Regions from separate parts of the Homo sapiens genome. Here region 2 is linked to region 1. Evidence: read pairs that join two places in POLR2A ChIA-PET (ENCODE). Cell type or tissue: MCF 10A. All regions are shown on one strand. Each heading gives the region's core, and the rest is flanking DNA. Links, peaks and the distances in the headings are about the cores only.

Region 1 (11,734 bases), core at 635-3,134:
CCTTTTAGGTATCTACAGTCTAGTAAAGAAAACAAACCATCAAAAATGTCTGCCTGGAGGTCCCTGGTTTTGGTGGTGGGGAGGGACATTTAGGGTAGAGAGTGGTTCATCTTAGAAGTAACTCCTGAAGGACACGTAAAAATTGAACACCTATTGGGGGATTTTCATTTGGGGAATGAAGGGTCAGTGACATTGAAAATATCACTCTGGTACCTCTACTTTTTTTTTTTTTTTTTTTTTTTTTTCCTGAGGTAGGGTCTTGCTCTGTATCCCAGGTTGGAGTACAATGGTGCAATCTCGGCTCACTGCAGCCTCAACCTTCTGGGGCTCAAGCAATCCTCCCACCTCAGCCTCCCAAGTAGCTAGGACTACAGGGATGCCCCACCATACCTGGATAATTTTTTTATTTTTTGTAGAGACATGGTCTGCCTTTCTTGCTTATACTGGCCTCAAACCCCTGGTCTCCCTCCCATCTCAGCCTCCCAAAATGCTGGGATTAGAGGCATGAACCACTGTGCCCAGCTACTGTGGCATGTCTATGATAAAAGGAATATCAAGGAGTAAAATTCAAACTATCCGTATAAGAAAGGGAGGAGAGGGCAGATTTTAAGCACGATTCAGGAAGAAGAGTCAAAGATTTGGAAATGCTTGGTTGTGGAAGGTGAAGCAGAGGGAGAGGTTTTGTGTACCATCCAGATTTCTTGCCAGAAAGCATATTAAGGAAGGTGGGACTTTGCTGTTGGCAGCATGGAGGAATGGGCATAGTCCTGATGTCCTTTTTCCTTCTCTGTCCTGCCTAAATTTGAGGAAAATGTTGTCTCCAGTGTCAGGCTCCTTATTCTGTCCTCCATGAGGCAGAGGTGGTCTTGTATGAAGGCTCTAAGTCCTTCTAAGGACATGTCAATCATGACCACCACTCAGCTCATGGCAGCTCTTCCTTAAACTCCATGGAGCAGCTAATAACTGCGATGATCATATTCCCATTTGAATTACTTTTCCACCAAGTAGTAAGAAAAGGAACCAGCTTATGTTGAAATTGAGTTTTGTCACTTACTAGATGGGCAATTTTGGGCACGTTACTTAATGTCTTCACACCTTGGTTTCTCCATCTGTAAATGGGGATAATAGCAGTGTCCTCCCTCCCTAAAACACATACACAGGAGGTGGTTATAAGCTTTGAGGACATTAAAATATAGAATGCATAGAATAGCACTTGGCATATAGTAAGGACAATGTCATCTTTTGCTAAAACAGTTACATAGAACCTTTTCCTGAGAACACTCGAGAATGAATGAGTATACTTGTTGGGTTTACAGAGGACAGGAGACAATTCTTTCAGCATTGACTACAATTAGCAATTTGGGTCAGCTTCAAATCACTTTCAATAGAAATATGAGAAACTGTTTTGAAGAATAAGCTAAAAGCTTGACATGAATACTAAATCATTTTAAATTGGATTCATGATACCATTGTTCAAAAGATACCAGAATTCCCCTCTTCCATGAACTGTTTCTAATAACCAGCTGGCATCCTGATTTTTCCTGACTCATAAGACACAAAATTTCATGTGTGCCAAACACTGGTATTGGTTTTGCTTGGTTCAGCATGTTGTTTTACAAAATCTTTTAGATGATGATTACCTTGTTCTATATCCAACTTTTTCCTGGCAGGACTCTAGTGGTGGACATAGCTCAGGCTCTGGGTCAGCAGATGAGATTGCAATTGTTGCTCCACCACCTGGCAGTCATAGCCCTTTGGGCAAGTTATTTTACCCCTTTCTTAGTCTCATTTTCTACAGCACAGAAATGAAGTTTAAAATCCTACCAACTATTCAGGGTTGCCAAGGGGATCAGTATGTTCCTGCACATATAGCCTTTAGCATGCTCTCTAGCAAAAAACAATGAGGACTCTATAAATATTCACTATTATTCAAATATATCTTAGAAGATTGGGATTCCCCCTAGGTCCCTAATGAAGAGTCAAATTGAATAGGCTTCACTTATCAAATTTTTCCTTCAGGAAAAGCTCCAGAAAGCTGTGACAAAACTGAAGCAACTTGAAGACAGATGTACGGAGCAGAAGCTGTCCACAGCAATGCGAATAACTAAATGGAAAGTAAGAATCTGACTTCATTGATCTCAAGCTATTTTCCATTCTAGAGCTTAGGCATAGGGGATGATTGAGGAAAAGCACAATGAGGATTTATTCTCACTAAACCAGATTGAAAAAATGAAACCCAAGGAAGAAACCATTATTTGTACTTATGCCCCTGGTTCCAGGTTTACATCCATGAGTATTTAGCACCAATCTTTCCATCTTTAAACTGTAGTTGGCTGGGATTCCTGATACTTCAGTCAGAAGAAGCAGAATTAGTATGACTATTTACCTAGAAAAAGCATCGAGTGGGTCTCAAACTTTAAATACGTCAAAATAAACCTGGTTTGCAGGCCTCAACTCATTACCCTGGCACTTTTACCACAGTGGAGCATCTGGCTCTCAACTTTACAGGTACAGAAACCAAGCTTTGTGAACACTTAGAAAACAGGATCACTCCAGATTGAAATTCATACTACTCTAGCTCATGAAGCTGATGAAAGAAATATACTTTATTTATTTATTTATTTTTAAATTATTACTATTTTTTGAGATGGAGTCTTGCTGGAGTGTAGTGGTGCGATCTCAGCTCACTGCAATGTCCACCTCCCGGGTTCAAGCAATTCCCCTGCCTCAGCCTCTTGAGTAGCTGGGATTACAGGCATGTGCTACCATGCCTGGCTAATTTTTTGTATTTTAGTAGAGACGGGGTTTCACCATGTTGGCCAGGATGGTCTTGATCTCCTGACCTCGTGATTCACCCACCTCAGCCTCCCAAAGTGCTGGGATTACAGGCGTGAGCCACTGCACCCGGCCTATACTTGATTTATAAGTACATCACAAGTAATGCAACAACCTACACACTTGCAACTACAAACTTTCAGATTATTTCCGTGGCTGACTAACCTCCACATTATCAGAGCCACATTCTTTTATGGAAATATTTAGGTTTGTGCAAAAGTAATTGCGGTCTTTGCCATTAAAGTAAAGGCAAAAACCACAATTACTTTTGCACCAATCTTTATATTTATATAATTCACTAGCTTGCAGTAAAATCCCACAAGCTGATTACCAATTTTCTCTCTTTCAGGAGTCCTCTCTAACCTCTACCCTGATCTTTGTTTGTGGATGTTGCTCTTGAGCTCCTGAGTACACTCTTACTTCCCCCATTTCTAGGATCTTGGGCAATGGGGAAGACCTTGATTGTAACTAACATATATGAAAACCCGTCTATACAAGAGTTAAAGCTGCACCTGTCTCCTACACAAAAATTCCACCTCATCCTAAGTCAAAGACCCTTCTTCTATATCATAGTCATCAAAACACTGTATGAATTTATTTTTATTTTTTAATTTTTATTTTTTTAAGATAAGTAGAGAGTTTATTTGGGCCAAGTTTGAAGACTGCAATCCAAGAACATAGATTCAAATTGCCCTGAATACACACTCCCACTGCATTAATTTAGACAGCACTAATGGAAATTGCAACTTTACATCTCCTCAGATGAGAGTTTCACTTGATTTCTGTCAGTCTTACACATAGGAATGCTTAAGATGACCCTAGGGTAGTAGAACAGTATTTCTCAGTTAACCATAATAAATGCCTGTCACACTCAAAGCTCCCCCTGCCAAGAATTATGGACCCTCTTACCAGCCTGGTTGTCTTAAAATCCAGTCTGGGTGATGTTCATTATAAGCTTTTACTTCAAGAAAATCGCTCCAACTCAGAAATCTAACTTCTTAAATCATAAGTAAAAACCTCTTTTTATCCTTGTAACTGATAAAGTGTTTGAACTTGGCCCTAGTTTCACAATTAAATTATCTAGCACTCCTAACCCAGCTTTCTCCTGTGTCTTGGCTGAAGAACAAGAAAATTAATTGGGTGACTATAAGGAATCTGAGGCAACCTCTTCCACATCTGAGTGCCTGCCTCCCACACATGACTCTGCAGCAGGAAACTGGGGACATTCTTCCAGCTTCAGTGACTCATGAGAAAATAATGTCCCAGTGGCTGATTGTGTGTGTGTGTGTGTTTGTGTGAAAATATATATAACACTTAAGCATTTAACCACTTTTAAGTATATAGTTCAGTAGAATTAAGTGCTTTTACATTGTTACATTGTTGTGCAACCATCACCATTCCCATCTCCAAACTGCAACTCAGTTTCATCTTTCATCTTCTAAACTGAAACTCACTACCCATTAAACAATAACTGTCCATTTTCTGGTCTTGCCAACACCTTGTAACCACTATTTTACTTTCTGTCTCTATGAACTTAACTACTCCAGATGCCTTGTATAAGCAAAGTCTTACAATATTTGCCCTTTTGTTTCTGGCTTATTTTGCTTGAATGTCTTCAAGGCTTGTCATGTAGTAGCGTGTGTCAGACTTTCATTCTTGTTTATCCATTCATCCATAGATGGACATTTGGTTTACTTCCACCTTTTGACCATACTTTCTTGACTCCAGGAGAAGGTACAGATTCAGAGACAAAAAATCCGGTCTGACTTTAAGAATCTCCAGTGTTTCCTACATGAGGAAGAGAAGTCTTATCTCTGGAGGCTGGAGAAAGAAGAACAACAGACTCTGAGTAGACTGAGGGACTATGAGGCTGGTCTGGGGCTGAAGAGCAATGAACTCAAGAGCCACATCCTGGAACTGGAGGAAAAATGTCAGGGCTCAGCCCAGAAATTGCTGCAGGTGAGGCTGTGTACTTGGAGTAGGGAAAAAAGGTATGTTATAGTGCTATTAAAGGAGAATGGTAAGGAAGCATGGGAAGATAAAGTAATGTTTCTTTTAGATGTACATCAGTGCCATCAGGCTGGCCTTCACTAATTTATAGGGTACCTTTATGTCAATTAGAAAAATAAACTTCTGAGGGAACACAGCTTGGCCAAATGAAACCACGGGATAACATTTACCACTGTTTGCCTCCTTGGCCCATGTGCAGAGAACCCTGGTTGTTGACTCTCTCCTGAAATACTCCACTAGGTGACTGATGGGTGATGAAGTGGGGCAGCCAAAATGAGTGATAACCTTTTCCCTGATTTGCTTGTAGAACCCTTGCTCCAGAGCTGTTATGGTACAATCTACAGCTTTATCTGTAGGAAGATAAACATCTGGAGCCATTAATTCTGGTTCTAACTAACAGGATTGGTGACTATACTGTAAGGCTGAGTGTATAGCATGATTGCTTTACCACTGTGTGATACCTGCTACCACCATCTTAGTGGCAGTGGCCCAGTCTCAGGGCTGTGCACAGATTCACCACTAAGGACCTTTATGATAAGTGTTCTCTAATCTGGGCTCACTGTGAAGGAAATCCGATCACCAAAAGCTAGTCCTTACAGAGGGAGCATGGACAAAGCTCCTGGCCCTCAGACTTCAGCAAGGATGAGAATAGATGCAAATGTTGATAAACATCCTGCCATGCTGAATCTCCCAGAAGCTGGTAGGAATTATTCCATCTGGGTATCCATCAATACCTAAGACTGGTGGGAATTACTTTGTTTGAGTATCCATCAATATCTAAGACTAAGACTAGGGTAACTCTCTTTACTTCTTCGGGTAAAGCAAAGAAGAATAGCCCTGCATGACAAGCCCCATGAAATACCGATGTTCCCATGCTCACCTTTTCTTTTTGTTTCTTTATAGAATGTGAATGACACTTTGAGCAGGTAAGTCCTGTTTGAATGCAGGAGGGGAGGGGTGTGCGTATATAGAAATGAATGGAATGCACCTCTGAAGAAATCTCTCGCCTCTGCTTATTCTAGGAGTTGGGCTGTGAAGCTGGAAACATCAGAGGCTGTCTCCTTGGAACTTCATACTATGTGCAATGTTTCCAAGCTTTACTTCGATGTGAAGAAAATGTTAAGGAGTCATCAAGGTATGTTCACTAAAGAATTCCTGAATACTGTGGATAGAAGGGGCCTTATGCAGTAACCAAGTTTACCACCTGTCCCTTGGCAGGCTCACAGCCAGAGAGGTTGTTTAGTTAATTTCAGTAGAGCTTTCATACTTTCTCTAGTTAGTATGATTCACTGCTCAGTGAATGTGATGAGCATTGCATTCTGGTTATCTGTGCAAACCTTTCAAATTCTTATTCTTTCACTTATTAGCCATGTTACTCCAAGTGACTTGGTTTCCCCCTCTGAAAAATGAAAATATTAACAGCTCCTACTTCATTGAGTTATCATCAAAATTAAATGCATCAACATGTACAAAGTGCTTAGCCCTGTGACTGACACATGATCATAATAGCACATCATGGTATTAGATCTGATCATAGTGTTTATTATCAATAGCTCAGCCAACTCTTAGAGCAATGCAAGAAAAGTAGGTGAGTATGATAACCTATCATTCACATATTTTAGGAACTTGACTTAGATAACACAGATGACAAATGTTACAACCAATTTACAGATTCCAAAATGTTAGAACCATTTACTGAGTTTCCTGCTCCCTTGATTTTTTAAATCAGTGCTGACTATACTTTCACAAATTTGTATCCGTAAGTACAAAATCAAAAAAACCCCTGAAAATGGAAAGTTTTATCATGATTCATTTGGCTACAAAAATCTGGCCTAACCTGAAATGATTTGGTGGTTATATTAGTTATCTATTAGTACAAACAAATTACCATAATTTAGAACCTTAATACAACACTGATATGTTATCTCAATTTTTGTGGTTCAGGAATCTGGGCACAGCTTAGTTGGGCCTGCTGCTTAGGGTCTGATAAGGCTGCAGTTAAGGTGTTGGTCAGGCTGTGTTCTTATCTGGAGGCTAGGCTAAGGAAGAATCCACTTCCAAGCTCACTGAGGTAGCAGGCAGAATTTCTTTCCTGATGGTTGCAGGACTTTGGCCCTGGTTATTTCTGGCTGTTGGCTGGAGGTTGCCCACAGCTTCTACAGGCCACCCCTCAGCTCTTTGCACATGGGCTTCTAACATGGCCAGTTATTTCTTCAGAGAGAGCTCAGGAGACAGACTCTTTAGAGAAAATCTGCCAGCAAGATGGAGTCTTACATAATGAAACGTAATCATAGAAATTATATCCCATCATCTTTGCCATATCCTATTGGTCAGAAGCAATTCATAAGCCCTGCTCACACTCAAAGACAAGGAATTTTACGAGGGTGTGAACACCAAGAGGCAGGAATCATAGAAGGCCACCCTTGAGTCTGTCTTCCACAGTGGCCAACCCTGAACGGCACTGAGATGAGACTATTTAAAAGTCTTTATTTATCCCACTTAATTTGAATAAATGTTTTGCTGCAGATATATTGATGAATTTGATTACAGGGCTCTGCCTTAGGCCATGATGGGGTTGAACTTTAGAGTATATGCATTTTTTTGCCTTTATAACTTCTAAACTAATTTGAATGGCAAAGCCCATTTTGTTCCAGGGATTTCAGAAAAGGAATTATAGACCTGTGTTCCCCTCAAATACACAACAACAAACAACAACAAAACCCAAAAGCACTCTGTATTTCATCCTATACAGATGACAGGAAGGAAGAACAAGACTTTGTGTAAGTTTTGCTGGGATTTCACTGAGTCAATTTGCCTACTCTCATCTTTTACAGAAGGAATCATAATATGGTTCAAGTGAAACTATTTCTTTCTTTCTTTCTTTCTTTTTTTTTTTTTTTGAGACAGAGTCTCGCTCTGTCGCCCAGGCTGGAGTGCAGTGGTGCGATCTCGGCTCACTGCAAGCTCCGCCTTCCGGGTCAAGTGAAACTATTTCTTAAATGGGCTTATCTTTTAACTAAATATTTCTCCCCTCTTAAACACTGTTTATTAAAATTTTTCTTTTTTCAAATTTTTTTTTGAGATGGAGTCTCGCTGTTACCCAGGCTGGCTTGCAGTGCCGCAATCTCAGCTCACTGCAGCCTCTGCCTCCTGGGTTCCAGCGCCTCAGCCTCCCGGGTAGCGTGGGATTACAGGTACGCACCACTATGCCTGGCTGATTTTTGTATTTTTAGTAGAGATGGGGTTTCACAATGTTGGCCAGGCTGGTCTCAAACCCCTGACCTCAGGTGATCTGCCTGTCTCTGCCTCCCAAAGTGCTAGGATTACAAGTGTTAGTCACTGTGCCCAGCTTTATTACAAAAGTGATAGGAATAAATTTTATTTTTATTTTTAAATGTATGTTTATTTTATTTTACATTGCCTTCAAGCAGATGCAACAAATACATTTTAATCAGTCAAACAATATAAAGGATATAAGGAGAAAGTTCAAGGTTTTTCCCACCCGTCTCCAATCTGACTTCTCTAGGTAGGGTGATCTATATCTTTCCCTAAGTTTGTACAAACGTAACATATATACACTGTCTCTTCTATGTTACTCGTTACTTTTTATGTCTAATATTCCATAAGAATATAATAAATATATGTAACCATATCCCTACTGATGGAGCTTCAGGCTGTTTTTAGAACTTAGTTATTACAATGTTGCTACAATAACTTTCTAGTCCATGCATCCTTATATCCTGGTGCTTTCATTTCTTTTGGGAACATACCCCAAACTGGGATTGCCGAGGTTGTTGTTAATCTTAATATATGGTACCATATTACTTGACTCAAAGTTGTAACATACACTCCTACCAGCACCAGGAATAATGACTCACATATACTGAGCACTCTTTAGTCTGTGACAGATTAGAAAAGCTTTACTTTTCTTGGTTCTTGTTTTATATCACAGTCCTCTCTATATGGGGCATTTTTGCTTTATAGAGGAGGAAATATGACACAGAGAGGTTAGGTGAGTGTTGTAGGATCTCATAACTAGAAGGTAGTCATAGAAAGAGTCTAGAGTCTAGAAACCACTCTCTCACCATTTTGCAATGTGGCAGAAAATGCAAAGTTGTTATTTACTTATCTCTTTTAGACAGGGTCTCACTCTGTCACCCAGGCTGGAGTGCAATGGCCCCATCATGGCTCCCTGCAGCCTTAAATTCCTGGGCTTAAGCAATCCTCCCACGTCAGCTTCCCCAGTAGCTGGGACCACAGGCAAGCACTGCCACGTCTGGCTAATTTTTTAAAAATTTTTTGTAGAAACACTATCTCTTTATTTTGTTCAGGCTGGTCTTGAACTCCTGGGCTCAAGCAGTCCTCTCGCCTCGGCCTTCTAAAGTGTTGGGATTACAGGCATGAACCACCATCTCCGGCCTGAAGTTTATTTAATCCATTGCCTTGTGGACTGGGCATTGAAGTTGTGTGTAGTTGGGTTTTTTTGTTGTTGTTGCTGTTGCAGACAATACTACTGTGAACATTCTTATCCATGCTTCCTTGTGTCCCGTAAATGTTCCCTCCAGGGAGATACCTTGGAGTGACATGCTGGTGTGAGGGATGCATATCATAATTTTACCAGATACTACAGATCTTGAAATTGTTCCAATTCTACCCCACAAGCAATATAAGAGCTCTCACTCCTCCAAAACTCCCTGAGTCTTTACTTATATAATTTATGATTTTGACAGTCTTACAGATTTAAAATGGTACCTAATTGTGTACTTAATTTGTGCTTTTCTGATTTCACTAGTGAGATTGAGATTCTTTTTGTATGTCCATTAGCCCTTCAGGCCTCTGTGATTTACCCATGATTTACTGTGGTTTAATAATTTTTATTGGGTTCTTTTCCTTATTGATTTATGGGAACTTATTATAGCTGATATCTTCTGGCATGTGGATGGCATTTTGCATTTTCATCCTGTTTTTTGATAAATAGGGTTTCAAAATTAAGTAGACACATTTTCCTTCAAGGTCTGTGTCTTTTATGTCCAAAGAGCTTAGTCATCAGTGGGCAGTGAATTTTATCACCTAATTAATTTTATTAGCCCCGTGTGCTATGCCTGTAGTTCCAGCTACTGGGGAGACTAGGGCAGGAGGATCTCCTGAGCCCAGGAGTTCGAGGCTGCAGTAAGCTATGATCACGCCACTGTACCCAGCCTGGGCAACAGAGCTAGACCCTGTCTATTAAAGGAGGAGGCCGGGTACAGTGGCTTACGCCTGTAATCCCAGCACATTGGGAGGCCGAGGCAGGAGGATCACTTGAGGGCAGGAGTTTGAGACCAGCCTGGCCAGCATTGTGAAACCCTATCTCTACTAAAAATACAAAAATTAGCCAGGTGTGGTGGTGTGCACTTGCAGTCCTAGCTACTCTGGAGGCTTAGGCAGAATTGCTTGAACCCAGAAGGCAGAGGTTGCAGTGAGCTGAGATTGTGCCACTGCACTCCAGCTTGAGCGACAGAGTAAGACTCCATCTCAAAAAAAAAAAGAAGAGAGATGAAGGAGGAGGAGGAAGAGAAAGAGGTGGGGGAGGGGAAGGAAGAGAAAGAAGAAGAAAGGGACAAAAAAATTTAGCTGTCATCTTTGCTCTGATAGCATTATAATGATGATGAAGACAATTGCTAGGTTGGTGAGAGAAGGCTATATACACACCAGAACTCTCCACGTATATGGCAAGTTCATATATTTTGTTAAGTATGTCTCATTGGAGACCTTCTTTTCCCGTAACTATGACCAGTGCTCTGCCAGCTCAGTCAACAACAACATTGCATGTTGGCTCCATACCTGGACTCTTGGTCCAATTGGTAATGAAACCATCCCACCAGTGTCTTCATAATATATATATACACACACACATATATATATAGTATTCTCTCCCAGTGTCTTCATAATATATATATATACACATACACACATATATTATATTCTCTCTATACATATTTATTTATATATCTATATCTATATCCTTCCACCTCAGGTCTCCCTCTGTCTCCCAGGCTGAGTGGTGCAGTAGTGCGATTATGGCTCAACCAATGAGAGGATCAATGGCAATCCTCTCATTTCAGCCTCCCCAGTAGCTGGGACTACAGGCATGGGCCACCACATCTGGCTGATGTTTAAATTTTTTTGAGACAGCATCTCTATATGCTATAGATATATATAGTATCCTCTCTCTAATATGGATAGAGGATACTATGTCTATATCTGTATCTATCTATCTATGGAGAAGGAATACTATATATCTAATAAGATGTAATCTATATTATATATAAAAGTGAAGCATTGATTGGTACATATAATATATATATTGATTACTGTGTGTATATATTTGTTTTTTCGAGACAGGCTCTCACTCTGTTGCCCAAGCCGAGTGGTACAGTGGTGCGATCATGGCTCCACCACCTGAGCTAAAGTGATCTTCTCACCTCAGCCTCCCCAGTTGCTGGGACTACAGGAACAGGCCACCATACCTGGCTAATTTTTTAATTTTTTTTTGAGACAGGGTCTCCCTTTGCCACCCAGGCTGGAGTGCACTGGCGCAATCTCGACTCACTGCAATCTCCACCTCCCAGGCTCAAGTGATCCTCTCACCTCAGCTTCCCGAGTAGCTGGGACTATTGGTGTGCACCACAATGCCTGGATAATTTTTCATATTTTTTGTAGAGATGGAATTTGGCCATATTGACCAGGCTGGTCTCAAACTCTTGGACTCAAGTGATTGACCCGCCTCAGCCTCCCAACGTGCTGGGATTACAGGCATGAGTCACTGTGCCTGGCCTGATTATTGTACACATTTTTGATGTAATGTATTATATATGTCATATATGACAATCTAGATGAATATATTAAA
Region 2 (11,734 bases), core at 3,985-6,484, 58 kb after region 1:
CCTAAAAAGGAAAGATTAGGGGAACTCCAAGTTTGCCCTCCACTCACTACATATGGGTAGGGGAGCAACGATATTCCAACTCTGAAGAAAGAGTGGAAAAAAAGTAGTGTTAAAAATTTGTATTAGTTTCCAAGGGACAAAGAAGCGCTGCCCAATCAATGAGGGCCATTCGTAGCTGTCAACCAATCAGAACTGATGAGCTAATATTTCCTGAGGCAAGCCAGGGAGCCGGAGGGGAAGCTAAGAAGCTTATTGAGAAAAAACAAAAACCCTGTTTTAGGAAAAAAAAAAACCATCTTTTAGCGATTATGAAATAAAATCACAGAGACATTTAAGTATCCCTCAATCATGTACTGAGAGCAATACTAAATTTATCGCCACCAATACAGTTTTACTCTATTAAAAAGACCCTGAAAATTGAAACCCTATTCAGACTCCTGGAATACCCAGGACACTAAATTCAGGGGAGATTAAAATCTGTTTTAGAGAGAAAAGGCACCTTTTTCAGTGTTACCGCGGCCTTCAGCAGTTAACCTTTTTTTTTCCCCCTTTACGCAGAAATGGAAATTTGGGTGATAGAAATATTCCGAAATTAAATTGTGATGATGGTTGTACAACTAAGAAAACACGGTAAAATTCATTGAACTGTACCTAAAGTGGGCAAATTTTGTGGTACATTAAATATCAATAAAGCTGATTATATACATACACATATATTTTTATATATGCAGAGAGAGAAATGATGCAAGCAGGGTGGTAGGACATGAGGTTGGTAGCATAGGCAATGTTGGTCTGTGAAGGGCCACCTGTGCTAAACCTGGAAGCCTGGGGTTTGTCCAGTCAAGCCATGGTAGCCATAGTTTTAAAGGATGTTCCTGATGCAGTTATGTGTTCCAGTTAAGTACATCTAGCTTCAGAACTCAGCTGGAAAAGGGATGTGAACTTCAGGTTAGCTGATAGGGAAATATCTTACTCTCATCTGAGTAAATATTCACAAATGCCTCTCATTGTGCTCTTTTTGGTACCATTGTTATAGGACTGATTTCAGCCTCACGATGTTAGCTTCAGTGATGGATGTCTCTTTATTTTGAGGTCCTGTTTTCCACCTGACAGTTTTCATCCAGGATTTCTTGAGGAATTACACAAGTACCCAGCTTGGCTTAATTTAAAACTGACAATGGAGAGAATTCATAGCTGCATTCTGGATAGTTTCAGGAATCAGAGGAGCAAAAATGAGCCTGGTATGGAGGGTGGGTCATTTTATGTCTTTCTTAGTTGGTATTTTAAAGATATTTATTGATCTCATATGCCAGATATTGTTGAAATCATTGGGGTACATAAGTTAGAAAATTTTAATTCCCTTTCCTGAATTCCAGAGTCAATGTAGAGGGGTGTGTGGATATCGATTACCCATATGGGAGGTATAGTCGTTGTAACAATAAGCCACGACTAGCTCCTGTTACGTTTTGCCTGGCCTTTCATAGCATTGCTATGTTCATAGCATTGCTGATATGTCATACTCATCTTAGGCATACCCACCACCACCTTGGGCCTTCTTCAGTCCTAACACTCATGCAGTCCTTGTTCAGAACAAAGATAATGTTGCTTAATTTGCAACCCCTAGACTATCCCCCAGATTTTCTAAAGAGAAACTGCACGCTGATTGCTTCAGGCAGTGGCAGGTCAAGGAATGAGATGGGGAATTGATTGTGTTAGCATTCTGGTGGGCTTAGTGGAGAGCCTGGAGACTTACATAGAAAATTCACACATCCTTTCATTCAACAAACCTCCATAAACTACCTGTTAAACGTCAGCCCTGTTCAAGGTGCTAGGGATACTTCTGGGACAAAACAAAGTCCCTACCTTCAAAAAATATATTCCAGTTGGGGGAGAGAGAACAAACACAAAATAAAATATATCTAGTTATATGTATTTTTTGTTAAATATATTATTACATATATAATTCTAGGTGGGGAAATGTTATATATATATGCTATTGAGGATAGTCAACTATATATATATATGCTAAATGAGCAGAAAAGCTTATTTTACAAGGGATGATTATGGGAGGTCTCTTTCGTAAGGTTGGTATTTGAGGAGAGGCTTGAATGAAATGAGATCTAGAGCCATTCAGATATCCAGGACAAGACCCTTCTAGGGAGAAAGAATAGATATAAAGGTGCTGATGCTGGAAATGCTTGGTCCATTCCAGAAACAGCAAGGTCAGTGAAGAGAAAGAACTGCGAAGAGAATGAGGTCAGAGGGTAGCCAGAGTACAGATCTAGTAGGTTGAGCAGCTCATCCTAGTTTGCTTGGAACTTTCTAAGTTTCAGCACTGTAAGTCTTACACCCTGAGAAACCCCTGAGAGTCAGGCAAACTGTAATGGTTGGTCATCTTACTTGTAGGCTATGATAAGGATGCTGGTTTTTATTATGAAGGTGATGGAAAGCCAGTGGAATCTTTTCAGCAGACAGTGGACATAATACCTTCAAAAAGGATCACTGTTGATGCTGGATAGAGAAAAAACTGTATGACAGGGGGATTAAAAGTGAAAACAAAGACCAGTTTGGGGTCACTGTGGTCATTCAGACAAACCGCCATGGCAGCTTGCTCCTAGAGAAGCAGCAAAGAAAACAATGAAAGGTATTCTGATTGATTTTCAACAGAGCTGACTGCATTGGGTGAAAGTTGTAAGAAGCTCAGGACAAACAATATTGCACAATTCCTGGCCCAAGCTGCTTGAAGAATGGAGTTCTATTGATTGACATGACAAATATCAGAGGAAGAACAGACTTGGTGTTTACGTATAAACATATTTTGGACAAGTTCGAGATGCCCATTATTCAATTAGATACATCAAATATGCAGTTGTATATGAGTCTAGAGATTTAAGGTCAGGGAGATGGTTTATAATTGCAAACACTTATTTAGAGACACAGTTTCACTCTTGTCTCCCAGGCCTAAGTGTAATAGCGCGATCTCAACTCACTGCAACTTCTGCCTCCCGAGTTCAAGCTATTCTCCTGTCTCACCCTCCCGAGTAGCTTGGATTACAGTCGCCCGCAACCATGCCCAGCTAATTTTTTTTTTTTTTTTAGTAGAGACGGGGTTTCACAATATTGGCCAGGCTGGTCTCGAACCCCTGACCCCAGGTGATCCACCAGGCTCAGCTTTCCAAAGTGCCGGGATTACAGGCGTGAGCCACCTTGCCGGGCCTATATTTCTTAAGCTCTATGTTTCGTTCTGAAGCTTGAAGTGGGTGGAAGCAAACTGATAGAATTTGGAGAGGTGGTTAGGCATCCCGGGAATGAGAAACAGCCCGAAGCTGCCACTATCACAGGCTTTGGCATTGCTAGAAGTTAACGTGGCACTTACAGCTAGGCCGTGGTGTTCTGTTGAACAAACTATTTGACAGAGCACAGAGCATGTAAGTGGTGAGGCCAGTTGAGTTAGCCAAGAAAAGAGGAGTCCAAGAACTGAGCCAGAGTACACCAGAGTATGTAGTGGAGTACAGCTTTCTCATTCTTTAGTAGGGCTGTGTAGAGAAATACTCTATTTTATGGATGTATAGATCACTCTAGTCCTTTCTGATGAAAACTTTACAGTTGCCACTCATTTACTATTACAAACAATGCTGCACTACATTATGTTTCAGTTTTTAGCCATCTCATCTGGTCTCAGCATTTATTTATCTGCTGATGACTCACACATTTTTATCTCCAGCTCAGACCTCTCACCCGAACTCACTTATTCAACTGCCTATTCACTATATCCTCCTGTCAGGAGAAGCTTGTTAGCAAAGTAACCAGAAAACAAAGTTGATTTTTTTTGCTGAAGTAGCCATCAATATATTTGTTACTAAATCAAAGATGCTGAATATTTGGCTGACTTCTAAAAATCTGGTCACCTAACTTTGACACTTCCTAGGTCGTACAGTTTGAAACTTTCACAATTAAATCAGTTTTGGAATTTACAATTTAAGGCAGGAATAGAAGACTATTGGGTTGACAGGTACAGTGAAGATGCAAGTCATCTGAGAATCTTACATCAGAGGGGGCTTCCATCTTATAGCTGCTGCCACGGACCTCGGAGTCAGAAGAAATTTGAGTCCTTATTTATAAAACAGACTCCCTTAGTCTACTAAGTGGGAATTTACGAACTGCGTAGGCAGCCTGCTTAGGGGAGCCTCCAGCCTGAGGACTGAAAATAGCAAAGCAGCTTTAACCGCCAGTCCTACTCCAGAGAAGGGGGAGGTGACGTCACTCAGCAGGACGCCAAGCTCAACTAGAAATGGAAGTAAAGGCTTCTGGCGCTACCGGCAGGGGGCGGTTAAGGACGGCAGGTGTTACCAGGGAAGCTAAAAGTACAGCTTTTGCTGACGTTAAGTCAGATACGCCTGGGAAAACAGACCTGACACCCATTTTAATCCACCTACTCAGTTCCAGGCAGCTAGCATCTTAGGCTCTCGTACAAATAACGCACAACTCGTTTTTAAAACTAAAAAGCTGAGCTACTCATTTATCGGACTCGCGCTGCACGTTAAGTTGCTTGACATGTCAAAACTATAGCATTGAAGTTTATAGCTCACTTATCTCGGAGACCTCGTTTACTTAGCTGATTTCTGCTTTAGCAGCCACTCAGACCAAACAACCTGGTCTCTCCCAACTGGTTTATAATAGTTCTACATACTAGGCAGAATAGCCGAGTAAAGCCATTGAGATGTTACCATCCGAAAGAATACAATCACAGCTCTTTCTGAGAGGGAGTGGGCGGCCCTGAAAAGGGCCATTGGAAGAAAACTGACGAAAAGATTAACCGCCGAAGCCGTACAGAGTGCGTCCTTGACGCTTGAGCGCGTAAACCACATCCATGGCAGTGACAGTCTTGCGCTTGGCGTGCTCCGTGTAGGTCACGGCGTCCCGGATCACGTTCTCCAGAAACACCTTGAGAACGCCACGAGTCTCCTCATAAATCAAACCGGAAATTCGCTTAACCCCACCACGCCTAGCAAGGCGCCGAATGGCCGGTTTGGTGATGCCTTGGATGTTATCCCGCAGCACTTTTCGGTGACGCTTGGCACCTCCCTTACCCAAACCTTTACCGCCTTTGCCGCGACCAGACATGTCTAACCAGCTGACAACAAAAACCAGGTACGCGAAAAGAAAGCAAGCCACGAGCATTTATACACGAACATCGGACCTTATTGAGAACTGAAAGCGGGAGCGAGGATAAGGAGGCGTTGCTGCCTCACTTTTTGCTCCGCCCCTCGAGGGGCAGTGACCTAAGGACTGCGAGGGAGAACACAATAGTTTCACTTTTTAATCCCTTTAGTTTTTCCCTCCCGTTTACGACACTACTATTTGAATCTGAATTTATACCCTCGACTGAGAATTTTAATAAGGGCTTATATTAAGGGCTTTCACTAATATGCCGGAGTGGTAAACTTTTTAAGTCTTTCAAGTGCTTGAAGACATATTGACTATTCAAAGGTACTTAAAAGAGCAGGCGTGAAAAGATCACTCTGGCCTTATGTTTTCTTGAAAGCTGACCTGTTTCTTAGAAGCAGTAGGTGAAATTCTCATATGAAAGATGTTCTCACTGTAGTTTAAAAAAAGCAACATTCTTCTCAAGGATAGGAGGCTGAGGCCAAGAGAATTCTGTACAAACCTTGCACTAGCCCTTGCTGGGCGCTTCTCTACACAGTTATATATTCTAGCCTAAATCCCTTTGCTTTAGCGCATTTTTACATTTTACTAATTGTCCAATTCATTATATAAGTAGCTAACTGCTTTTTTTGGGCTTTCATTACCTTATGAGAGCACCTGTGTCACGTAAAACCTGTGTTAAATAAATGCATATACCTTTCTCCTGTTAATCCATTTTACATTAATTTAATTTGCTGGTCCAGCCAGAGCCCTAAGAGGATGGGAGTGGAGTTTTGCTATCCTTCACACTGTACTGTCTCATTCAGAAGAGGGTGATAGCTCATTGCAACCGTGCCTTCATCTGTAAATCGGGTTATGATGATACTCAGGGGACTTTTAATTAGCTAATGTGAACGAGGCATGAGAAGAGACTGTGGAAAAGAAATAAATATTACATAATATGGTTTAATTTTAGATGTTACTACTTAAAAAAATCTGCTCAGAGTTGGGATATTGTCCTGAACTCTCATTTTCGTGTTTTTACTCCCAACACTATATTGCTAGCAGCAACTATGTATGTATTAGTAAGGATTGTTTTTTTAAAATCACAGCCTGTAATAACGTACAAGGTGTTGACAGATTCCGTTTAGCTTTTCATATGTGACATGTTAAAATTGTCCGAAAATATTCCTTTGTTCTCTTTTCCAAGGTGCAATACAATAGCAGCATTCGTGCTTTCCTATAGCCAAGTCTGGAGTGTAGTTCAACTCTCCATACACGCTTCTCACTGTTGTTTTAAATTTCCTGAAAACATTCTTAAATCACTTCTATTGGAAAAACTGCAAGGGCTACTGCTAAATTTTTAAGTCTGAAAAATGCACCCCAAACTTGACTTCTTTCTCTGAGAATCTTAGCCATCTCACCCAAATCTAACAAACCAAAACTGATTTTAGACTTCAACAGCATTAGCTGTAAACTTCAGCCTGCAGCATAACATCACTTTGTTGTGACTGGGCAGGAAAAACCCTGTTAAACTGTTTCAGGCGCGTCCGTGTGAAGAGACCATCAAACAGGGTTTGTGTGAGCAACAAGGCTGTTTATTCTACCTGGGTGCAGGCGGGCTGAGTCCGAAAAGAGTCAGCGAAGGGAGATGGGGTGGGTCCGTTTTATAAGATTTGGGTAGATAGTGGAAAATTACAGTCAAAGGGGGTTGTTCTCTGGCTGGCAGGGGTGGGGGTCACAAGGTGCTCAGTGGGGGAGCTTTTGAGTCAGGATGAGCCAGGAGAAGGAATTTCACAAGGTAATGTCATCAGTTAAGGCAGGAACAGGGCATTTTCACTTCTTTTGTGTTTCTTCAGTTACTTCAGGCCATCTAGAGGCATACGTGCAGTTCACAGGGGATATGATGGCTTAGCTTCGGCTCAGAGGCCTGACAAACTGAACAACTGGGAACAAACAACATTTAATGCACACAATCTCTATCTTGTAGGGAGGCAAAATTTTACCTCTACTCTGTTAGGGTCTCCAGCTGGACCTGATAATTCATTTGCCATAAAACAGATTAGCAGAATGAAAGCATACAAATGTATTTAATGTAAATTTTATGGGACAGGAGAACCCTCATAAAAAAGTGAAGCCCCAAAGAAATGGCAAAAGCTAAATGCTTTCACATTAAGTTAAAGAGAGGCAATTGTGGGAAAGTAAACCATATGAGGAGATTAAAGGAATATATGATTATTTTAACAAGGTTTGTTTGTGTATAGAAGTCTCTCGGCTATGACTCCCTGCTGTGTTTGTGCAGAATTATCTCATCTATGCCTCTGGGCTGAAGAATATGTCTTTTCACCTGGTACAAGCAGAGCATTTTTCACATTGGAACTTTTATCTCCTGTTTTCAGAAAGAAAAGTTTAGAAGAATTCCCTTCTTGAATGCTGTTTTTGAAGTGCCTTTAGCTCAAAAGAATCCTGATCCCACAGTGGTCTATTTTTGGATGGTATATTCTGCAAACAACACCCCCTTTTTGTCTCCAATCTCTCCTTAATTACTCCTCTAATACAAAACAATAGATTCTTAATATAATATTAAAATGTTTGCACTACTCACAAATACAAAATGCTCAATAAATTTTCTTTCACAAATGAGAATTTCATCCATTCGTTAATTTTTAAATATCAACTGTCAATGAAGAGTTACAGCAGAATCCTTGTTCTGTTGAGGAGGGGGCAAAGAATGTAAGTGAGGGAGTGGAAAATAGCTGGACTGAGCTACCACCCCCTGTCCATCTGATCCTCAGACAGTAATGTAACTTTATTCTTTTATGCTATTCGTCAGACCCAGTACCTCCAACACATTTGTTTCCTACAGATAAAGAAAATATAAAAAGTCAAGCGCTATACATCAGATCCAGCACATCTATAACTGGAAAAAAAATACTTGACCTTCAGCTGGGCCCAGAGCTTGTGAGTAGTCACCTTGGCATAGACCAAGTCCATTGGCATCTCTAACATATCTATACTGTCTGTGGATAACAAATGTCTATGCCAGTTAGAGTCGCTTGTATAAGAGTCAAGAAAAACGAATCATAAAACAAACTGACATATTCATTTTCATAATTTTTAAAATGCAAATATTACTTTATAAACCAAAAACTGCCTTATTAAAAGCTGGAACACAAATGAATTTAAGTAAACGATGCAATTCAAATTTAATCTTTTGTGTGTGTGATTTGTTGTTGTTGACAGTTGGTCAGGCGATTTTAGTATGGTACATCAGTTTACATTCTAGATGTAGGCCAAGAAAGAATGTTAGGTGTAAAAAATATTTATTGTAAAAAAGAATGTGAGGCAAGGTCTTTGGAATTAGTAGTTTTAATGTTGGACATTCTGTGGTTGTTCTAAAGTTAGTCTGTAAAATGTGATGTAAAAGCTATATGATAAAAAAATACAAAATATAAAAATTTTAAAGTAAATATTACTTTTGTTTGCGTACAGTATTCCCATCCCTCTAAATTTTCTTCCAGTACTCAATCCCCAACCTCCAAAACCGAAAAGCAAGATCAACAGAAAGAAAATGGTTAAAACTTGTAAATTCTAGATTTTAATAACTACAGGCAAGAAGTACTGAAAAAAAGAATGTGGCATGTCATGGTGCATAGTCCTAGAGGAGACAAAGCAATGCAACCAGATAGACTATTTACAAGCAAAGCCACACATATAAAAATTCATATATAAGGGATTAAATTATGCTTGGTCGACAGACTGACAGATTTAAAGTGGGTAGCTAGCTATGGATAAAATGAGAGCCAGTTAGATCCCTGCCTCACATTTTGCACCAGAATAAATTTCAGGTTAATGTTAACAGCCAAATGAATTTAACAGTATATATATATATATATATATATATAATATATGAGAAAACCTAGGGGACTATGTATTGAGCTGAGAAAATCTTCCTAAGCATTTTGAGGAAGACACTGGAACTCGCAAGACACAATTTTCTAATCTTTTCAAAGCTTTGCAAAAATGCCTAGTAAGCGCCAGTTAACTACTTACCAGATTTTTCCCTTACTCTTACAAAGTTGTTTAAACAAATGCTAATCATAGCAAGCTAGAGGCCTGAATGATAGTGGACTTACACAGCTTCTCTCCAAATAGCACCTTAATAAGGTCAGAAATAACCTACACTGCAAGACTGACCAAACCGTTATTTCTGTTAATCAACTTTAAGACCATAGTCTAATGCTTTCCGGGGGGGTCCTTAGAAATTTGTTCTGTTAAGACAACAAAAAATTATCACAGCTACTTTCGTTGGAATAAGTGGGTGGCTCTGAAAAGAGCCTTTGGGTTTTAAGACTGATGAAAAAGTGACTTTACATTTACGCTCTTTCTCCGCGAATGCGGCGAGCGAGCTGGATGTCTTTGGGCATAATAGTCACTCGCTTAGCATGGATGGCGCAAAGGTTTGTGTCCTCAAAGAGCCCTACCAAGTAGGCCTCACAAGCCTCCTGCAGCGCCATCACCGCAGAGCTCTGGAAGCGAAGATCGGTCTTGAAGTCTTGGGCGATTTCTCGCACCAGGCGCTGGAACGGCAGCTTCCGAATCAGCAACTCGGTCGACTTTTGGTAGCGGCGGATCTCGCGCAGAGCCACAGTGCCCGGGCGGTAACGGTGAGGCTTTTTCACGCCGCCGGTAGCCGGCGCGCTCTTGCGAGCAGCCTTGGTAGCCAGCTGCTTGCGTGGCGCTTTACCGCCGGTGGATTTCCGAGCTGTCTGTTTAGTACGAGCCATGGCAAAACCACAGAAAAGCTTGCCTGCAGAGACGTCTGTGGAGGAAAGGAAAGAGCTACTCTTCTTTTATAGAGTCAGACCACCAACTATTGGACCCAAGAAAATTCAAAAATCCCCGCGCCCTTCTTGGATTGGTCCATCTCTGTGCCTGGTTGCAGATTAAGAGAGGCTCCTGCCCATTACCGTAGCTACTCTGACGTCATTTTGTTAACCCCTTAGCTGCTATATCCACTGTGGACAAGTCTTGTACTGGAAAAGTTTCCTGAAGTCTTAAAATTTACAACCACACAAAGCAACGCGGAAACCTCCAATTGTTTCTAGTTAAAATATAAAAAAGAAATCAGAGAATATTGGAGACGATTAGGGAAATTTGCATATGCGCTTTATTTAAAATTGTATTTTTCTGGGTGTCGCATAAGAAGTGTGGGCAATTAGAAAAATGCTCTTAGCCGGGCGTGGCGGCTCTCGCCTGTAATCCCAGCTACTCAGAAGGCTGTCAAGAGGATCGCTTGAGCCCGAGTTCGAGGTTACAGTGAGCTGTTATCACGCCGCTGCACTGCAGCTTGGGCGAGAGGGAGACTCCACCCCAAAACAAAGCAAAACATCCCCAAACTGGAAAAAAGCTCATTTTGGGAAATACATACTCAAATGTTCAGTGGTAATGTGTGTGCTCTCAATTGTGTATGCCATTAATTGCTACAGCAAATGGTATGACATATTCAAACTTGTGTGGGGCATGCGGGTTTTAACACTTCCATTCAAGATAGTTAGGAATGCACTCATGGGTATAATTTCCTTCCTCTAAAATGTAGTAACTGCTGTGTGTGAAACTTAACGCGAATCACCCCTGTAAACATGTTTTGTGCTGCATGGCACTTCTCCCACATACCTAGAATTCCTGAGGTTTCTATGGATCTAATTTCTGCAGGACAAATTACTAAAAGTGCCACACTCAAAGCCATTAAAAACACCTCAAAAACATCTTTATGGGCGGCATAATCCAAAGCACAACAGCTCATTTAATGGAAGTCGTAGGTGGCTCTGAAAAGAGCCTTTGCTGTTAGGCTGATTTTGTCTGCTGACAGAAAAACAGCAGTGCATGAAGCGTTAACTCTTCACTTTCCCTTGGCCTTATGATGGCTCTCAGTTTTCTTAGGCAGCAGCACCGCCTGAATATTAGGCAAAACGCCACCCTGCGCGATGGTCACACGCCCCAAGAGTTTATTAAGCTCCTCGTCATTGCGGATGGCCAATTGCAGGTGGCGCGGGATGATGCGGGTCTTCTTGTTGTCGCGGGCCGCATTGCCCGCCAGCTCCAGGATCTCGGCGGTCAGGTACTCAAGCACCGCCGCGAGATACACCGGCGCGCCAGCCCCGACGCGCTCGGAGTAGTTGCCTTTGCGGAGCAGGCGGTGCACTCGGCCCACAGGAAACTGCAAACCTGCACGAGAAGACCGAGTCTTAGCCTTGGCGCGAGCTTTACCGCCTTGTTTGCCGCGACCAGACATAACTACTTCTGATAAGGGAAAATCGCCACAAGAAAATGTAATGAAACTACATTAGAACGCAAGGCAGAGAAGTATTTATACTGACTGGAGGTAGGCTGTGAGGAATTCTCCCATTGGCTAATGTCAAATACCCAATGGGAAATCAGAATCTGCATCCTTCATTTGCATGTAATCCTTCCGTCTGGTGTAAGGTTTATGTTTGACCCAATCCCCAGTCTGGCTTGACGAGCCTTCGACTTGAATACTAATAATAATTGGCCGAATTAGGATTTTGTCAAAATACCTTTTTTAAGC

Evidence for each region. Peaks named below come from ENCODE experiments on the same cell type or tissue, not always from the same donor. Only the 100,000 strongest peaks of a DNase experiment are listed, where the experiment ranks them.
Region 2: POLR2A ChIA-PET joins it to region 1 with 18 read pairs; 24 of 35 experiments call an interaction of 5 or more read pairs at or near these places.

Annotation. Positions count from the first base shown.
Region 1 is chr6:25,967,306-25,979,039 of GRCh38, forward strand. TRIM38 (tripartite motif containing 38) reads left to right here. Exons shown (of 8, transcript NM_006355.5): 4 at 2,020-2,115; 5 at 4,564-4,794; 6 at 5,749-5,771; 7 at 5,868-5,980. Among named protein-coding and RNA genes, the nearest start is that of TRIM38, 10 kb to the left of the region's middle. RefSeq lists an enhancer at 3,714-4,913. In MCF 10A, for the core only: no CTCF peak of the experiment used is centred there; no DNase peak of the experiment used is centred there.
Region 2 is chr6:26,022,129-26,033,862 of GRCh38, forward strand. H4C2 (H4 clustered histone 2) reads right to left here and starts at 5,155. Exons shown (of 1, transcript NM_003544.3): 1 at 4,768-5,155. The coding sequence starts at 5,124. The coding sequence ends at 4,813. It overlaps H3C2 (H3 clustered histone 2), which reads right to left and starts at 9,971. Exons shown (of 1, transcript NM_003537.4): 1 at 9,461-9,971. The coding sequence starts at 9,932. The coding sequence ends at 9,522. H2AC4 (H2A clustered histone 4) reads right to left here and starts at 11,490. Exons shown (of 1, transcript NM_003513.3): 1 at 10,964-11,490. The coding sequence starts at 11,440. The coding sequence ends at 11,048. RefSeq lists enhancers at 4,768-4,817, 4,848-4,907, 4,928-5,247, 5,224-5,809, 5,810-6,394 and 7 more and a silencer at 11,348-11,447. In MCF 10A, for the core only: a CTCF peak has its summit at 4,333 (motif pointing right); DNase peaks (open chromatin) are centred at 4,313 and 5,203.